Regions from separate parts of the Homo sapiens genome. Here region 1 is linked to region 2. Evidence: chromatin contacts called from ENCODE Hi-C or POLR2A ChIA-PET data. All regions are on one chromosome and are shown on one strand. Each heading gives the region's core, a stretch centred on a gene start or an enhancer-like site at or near the end of the contact. The rest is flanking DNA. Distances are from core to core; before and after follow the strand shown. Region 1 holds the start of HSH2D-AS1 (HSH2D and RAB8A antisense RNA 1). Region 2 overlaps BRD4 (bromodomain containing 4).

Region 1 (3,061 bases), core at 516-3,015, 850 kb before region 2:
AGTGCTGGGATTACAGGTGTGGGCCGCCGTGCCAGCTTAAAATTCTATTTTACAACTGTGTTGGCATTAAGACCGATGTGGTCCAGGCTGGATTCCTTATTGTATATTTATTATTAGGATGTTCAGTTTTTTTTCTTCTGATTTTAAATAAGCTGAAGCCCTTTGGGAAGTCCCACACAGCACTTGGGTCCTGGGTGCAGGCCCTGTGTGCCTAACAGATTGGCCAGCTCTGGCCGTGTGCTCGTACCCCAGGCAGACAAACAAAACTACTTCCTCCTCTCCTTTCAGGCAGAAAGGGCCCAGATCCTACTGGGGGCCTCCCCAAGGGCCTATTGCCCTGGCCCAGCTGGGCTAGATAACCCCAGGCTCACCCTGGGTGCCTCTCTCACCCCCCTGCTCCTCCTCGGCAACAGCAGCACCTCGTCTGCCCTCTGTGGTCAACAAGGTCTAAGCAGGAGACACGTGGAGCCCTGCTTCTCACTCACCTGCTGTGTGTCCTAAGGTGAGTTGCTCAGCCTCTCTGAGCCTCAGTTCTGCATCTGTGCAATGGGCATAATAGCCCTCCTTAATCATGTGAAGATGCTAGGAGAGGCAACTCTCCAGCACAGCACATGGAGATGAGTTGGGAGTGAGAGAATCAGGACTCTTTGTTGTGACTTAATTCAAGCAAGGCCTTTGTGTTTGCCTGGGGGAGACTCTGGCTTGGGCCTCAGACCTCATGGGCTGAGCTGCCTTGGGCAACTCACTTCACCTCTCTGTGGCTAATCTCTTTTTCTTCTTCTTTTTTTTTTGAGTAGGGTCCCCTCACTCTGTTGCCCAGGCTGGAGTGCAGTGGTGCAGTCTCAGCTCACCACAGCCTCTACTTCCTGGGCTCAAGTGATCCTCCCATCTCAGCCTCCTGAGTAGCTGGGACTACAGGAGCACCACCACCACGCCTGGCTAATTTTTGGATTTTTGAAGAGATGGGGTTTTGTCATGTTGCCAGGTTGGTCTCGTTCAAGTGATCCTCCCGCCTCAGCCTCCCAAAGTGTTAGGATTACAGGTGTCAGCTGCTGCATCTGGCCTTTTTATTTTTGAGATGATGTCTTGTTCTATCGCCCCGGCTGGAGTACAGTGGTGCGATCTTGGCTCACTGCAACCTCCACCTCCCGGGTTCAAGCGATTCTCCTGCCTCAGTCTCCCCAGTAGCTGAGATTATAAGTGTGCACCACCACTCCTGGCTAATTTTTATATTTTTAGTAGAGACAGGGTTTCACCATGTTGGCCAGGTTGGTCTTGAACTCCTGACCTCAAGTGGTCTGCCCACCTTGGCCTCCCAAAGTGCTGGGATTATAGGCCTGAAGTATTTATTTATTTATTTTTATTTTTTATTTTTTTGAGACAGGATCTTGTTCTGTTGCCCAGGCTGGAGTGCAGTGGTGCAAGTACAACTCACTGCAGCCTCAAACTCCTGGCCTCAAGCGATCTACCTGCCTGGACTTCCCAAAGTGCTGGCATTACAGGCATGAGCCACCGGGCCTGGCCTTCACTTCACTTCACTTCTCTGATCCTCCTGGGAAAGTCTGACCATCGGGGCTCTTATTTGCATGGGGTTTAGAGTTTCCAGGAACATGGGGGTACGCTGGCCCAGCTCTAGCACAGTCCCCTAAGACCTCACCACAAACGGCCCAACCTCGCTTCCCCTGACCTGCTTGGGTGATGTGGTCTCCCACAAACTAACGTCTTCCTTTCAGATGTCGCAACAGAATCACCCCCACACCCCTCAGTGTCCGCAGGCCTCGGCCCGCAAACGGACATGCGTCCCCCAGAGGAAGGAAGGGTGTGGAGGGGAAAACGAAGGTGCCCTGATGGGGAGATAACGGGGCTAGAATTCCAAGGCCCCCTCTCTCTGATACCAGGTTCTCCAGGGAGACAGATCTGGGCTTCTCAGCAGAGGCCGCAGCTGGTAAGTGGGCCATTCACAGATTCACGTGGGGTGGCTCTTGGGGGAGGTGGCCACAATGCCATCTTAGTGCTGGGAAAATGCTGGGCCCATACATGTCAGGGAGTGGGGAAGCCCTTAGGCTCTGCCAACACTGGGTTTGATGCGATTCTTTTTAGAGACAAGGTCTCACTCTGTTGCCCAGGCTGAAGTGCACTGTGCCATCATAGCTCCCTGCAACCTCAAACTCCCGGGCTCAAGTGATCCTCCCGCCTCAGCCTCCCAAGTAGCTGCAATCACAAGCTCACACCACCATGCCCGGTTAATTTTTCAATTTTTATTTTGTAGACAGGGTCTTGCTGTGTTGCCCAGGATGGTCTAGAACGCCTGAGCTCAAGCAATCCTCACACCCCAGCCTCCCAGTGTTGGGATTATAGGCATGAGCCACTGTGCCCAACCCTGGACTTGATGTAATTTTATGATTTTAGCTTCCTACAATGCCTTCATTCTATTCATTCATTGATTTCACAAACACTGGCTGAGCCCCAGCTCTGGATGGGCACCATGCTAGATGCTGCAGATGAAGCAGAAGGCAAGATCGGGCCGGGTGCTGTGGCTTATGCCTGTAATCCCAGCTCTTCGGGAGGCCGAGGTGGGCAGATCACCTGAGGTCAGGAGTTCAAGACCAGCCTGGCCAACATGGGGAAACCCTGTCTATACTAAAAACACAAAAATTAGTTGGGCGTAGTGGCTCATGCCTGTAATCCCAGATACTCAGGAGGCTGAGGCAGAAGAATTGCTTGAACTGGGAGATGGAGGTTGCAGTGAGCTGAGATCATGCCACTGCACTCCAGCCTGGGTCACAGAGTGAGACTGTGTCTCAAAAAAAAAAGGCAAGATTGGCATGGTCCCCACCCTTCTAGGGCCCACAGTCTATGAGGAGACAGATGCTGAATGAGTTCACATGCAGGACAGTCAGGCAGAAAAGAAAATAGCAAGGGCAGGCTGGGTGCGGTGGCTCAAACCTGTAATCCCAGCACTTTGGGAGACTGAGGCAGGCAGATCATGAAGTCAAGGGATCGAGACCAGCCTGGCCAACATGGTGAAACCCTGTCTCTACCAAAAATACAAAAATTAGCT
Region 2 (3,024 bases), core at 205-2,704:
GGGTTTCAGAAGTACACACACCTGTCATTAGGGCTTCATATGCCTAGCGTGTGACCCCCTGCCCTACCCTTAAGCCTAAGGCAGTCATATGGTTTTTAATGTGTCTATCCTGCCTTGAAACCAAACCTCTCCAAGAACTAAAACAAAAATGTGAATTACTCCTTGCCCTTCAGGCTGCTTCGTTGGAAAGCCTTCCCTCACTTGAGCCCCTTGCTGAGAGCCCTGTAGCACCCTGTGAAGTGGCCCCGTTTTCCTTCCTGTCTATGCAGGCAGGGACCTGGCTGTGGGTGGTGCCCCGTGGGCAGAACCCAGAGGCTGGGGGGCTCCAGTGTCCTTACAAGCACACTTCTCCCATTGCTTGTGAGCCACATCTTTCCTAGCTTCCATTCTCCTGGTTTCATCAGATCTATTAGGATGGTGCAAAAGTAACTGCTGTTTTGGCTTTTTTTTTTCTTTTTTTTTTTGGATCAAAACCGCAATTACTTTTGCACTAACCTAGCTACCTTGAGAGTGGTTTTGAGTGGGAAGTAATACCCATCTATTTTCTGATTTATTTTATTTATTTATTTATTTATTTTAAGATGGAGTTTCGCTCTTGTTGCCCAGGCTGGAGTGCAGTGGCGCGATCTCGGCTCATCGCAACCTCCGCCTCCAGGGTTCAAGTGATTCTCATGCCTCAGCCTCCTGAGTAGCTGGGATTACAGACATGTGCCACCATGCCCGGCCAATTTTATATTTTTAGTAGAGACGGGGTTTCTCCATGTTGGTCAGGTTGGTCCCGAACTCCTGACCTCAGGTGATCCACCCGCCTCGGCCTCCCAAAGTGCTGGGATTATAGGCGTGAGCCACCGCACCCAGCTGTTTTCTGATTTTAAGTAGCTAAGGAGTCTGGCTTTCTGCTGGAATCATTTGGAAAGGTCGTGGGAGAAACATCTCAAGCCTGCCTAGGTTGTCTCTTTAGGGCCTGGCCTCTGGCTTAGGGCACTAGTTGTCAGAACCCAGAAAACAGAGCTATGGGGCCTGTGTCGGGGAGTGGGGTTACTAAACAAAGGTATTTTGAGGTAAAAGACGTGAAGCATTTCTAACGTGGTTCTGTAGTTTGCTTTCCCTAGGTTGTTATGGACCAAGAGACTGTAGCTGACTTTGTTTAACTCTCATGTTCAGGAGTGGAGGAGGGGACTTGAGTATTAACAGCCGCCTTGACACAGTGGGGACCTGGTGGCTGTGGAAGCCTGAGGAGTCGGTGCCTGCTCCTCTGAACTTTCCCTCCCCTCAGCAGATGGTACTGTTGCGTGTTCTCTCTGGTGCCAGTGAAAGAGCTCATTCATGCCATTCACAGAGTAGTGTGCTTAGAACTCAGCCCTCCTCCATCTGCAGGGGCAGGCACCCGCCACGGCTTAGTGGCCACCCTCGGGCGTTGACTTCCTCCCTTCGGCGGCCCTGTGTGTCTGCTGGGCAGTGCACCAGCCTGTGTAGCACCAGCTGCTCGGCTGCTTTGGTAAAAACAAGGGAAGACTGTGAAGCTGTTCTGTGCTCTGCACACCAGCAGGAGAAGCCAGCGGAGGGTGTGGATGGGCTTAGGGCAGTGTCTGCAGTTCCGGATGAATTCTGCCTGTGCCTTATAAACATCTTCTGGGAAGGAGCTGATTTTTGATGGGTGATTGTCCAAGTTTATAACTGGATCCTGTGTTTCACTCCTCTTCTTCTATTTATTTTTATTTATTATTTTTTGAGATGTGGTCTTGCTCTGTCACCAGTCTGGAGGGCAGATCATAGCTCACTGCAGCCTGAAACTCCTGGCTTCAAGCGATCCTTCCCAGCCACCCATAAATCCTTTTAATAAGTTGCAGATGTGATATTACCTCTGTGTACTTCAGCAAACATTTCTTAAGGGCATTCTCTTTGAAAGCAGGGACTGAAACATGTATTTGTACGCCCATGTTCATAGCAGCCCTATACACAGTAGCCAAAAGGTATTATAGAAGCAACCTGTGTCCATTGATGGATGGATAGATAGGCAAAATATGAAGTATTAATCAGCCTTAAGAAGGAATGAAATTCAGGCCAGGTACAGTGGCTCACACCTGTAATCCCAGCACTTTGGGAGGCCGAGGTGGGCAGATCATCTAAGTCAGGAGTTTGAGATCAGCCTGACCAAGTTGGTGAAACCCAGTCCCTACTAAAAATACAGAAATTAGCCAGACGTGGTGGCACGTGTCTGTAGTCCCAGCTACTCGGGAGGCTGAGGCACAAGAATCGCCGAACCCAGGAGGTGGAGGTTGCAATGAGCCTAGATCGTACCACTGCACTCCAGCTTGGGCGACAAAGGGAGACTGTCTCAAAAAAAAAAAAGAAATTCAGAGGTGCTACAATGTGGATGAACCTAGAAGACGTTATGCCAAGTGAAATACGACAACCACAAAAAGACAAATACTTTGTGGTTTCACTCACGCTGGGTACCTATAGGAGTCACTTCCACAGAGACAGAAAGTAGAATGGTGGTTGCCAGAGGCAGGGATTGGGAGTTAGTGTTTAGTGGATATATGGGTTACAGAGTTTGTTTTACAAGGTGAAAGCGTTCTGAAACGCCCAGTTGTGGTGGCTCATCTGTAGTCCCAGCACTTTGGGAGACTGAGGCAGGAATATTGCTTGAGCCCAGGAGTTTGAGACCAGCCTGAGCAACATAGCAAGACCCCATCTTTAAAGAAAATAAATACATAAATTAAAAAGTTCTGGAGCTAGATAGTGATTGCATAGTAGCGTGAATGCACTTAATGTCACCAAACTATACAGTAAAAAATGGTTAAAGTGGTAAGTTTTATGTTACATATATTTTACCATAATAAAAATAAGATTATTAAAGTTTTTACTGTGTCTTAAAAAAAAAAAGAATAAAGGCACTGTCCTCTAAAACCGCATAAACATTTTTTTGCATACAGGAAACTCAACAATGATTGTATCCTGTGTTGAGATTTCCCATATGTTTCCCCCATTCACACAGGTGATGTGTTAATACTAATGCTA

Evidence for each region. Hi-C counts contacts between places; a loop is a spot of excess contacts on that map. ChIA-PET counts read pairs that join two places held with the same protein, here RNA polymerase II (POLR2A). Pooled maps may share reads with other maps.
Region 1: a map with no recorded cell type shows a loop between it and region 2 (5-fold over the local background). The contact joins the promoter of HSH2D-AS1 here to the enhancer-like site in region 2. A Hi-C loop is called at or near these places in 1 of 37 single-sample maps with no recorded cell type and 1 of 50 pooled maps. POLR2A ChIA-PET finds 5 or more read pairs at or near these places in 1 of 52 experiments (GM12878).

Annotation. Positions count from the first base shown.
Region 1 is chr19:16,138,619-16,141,679 of GRCh38, reverse strand. HSH2D-AS1 (HSH2D and RAB8A antisense RNA 1) reads left to right here and starts at 1,765. Exons shown (of 2, transcript NR_199156.1): 1 at 1,765-1,945. It also overlaps a transcript of HSH2D not described here. RefSeq lists an enhancer at 125-194.
Region 2 is chr19:15,287,106-15,290,129 of GRCh38, reverse strand. The region is part of intron 1 of BRD4 (bromodomain containing 4); the gene reads left to right. Among named protein-coding and RNA genes, the nearest start is that of BRD4, 44 kb to the left of the region's middle. Within about 2 kb of position 1,454, at least 15 of the 41 ENCODE cell types and tissues checked have a DNase peak (open chromatin) inside an H3K27ac peak, as active enhancers do; they include GM12878, where a contact is called at or near this core.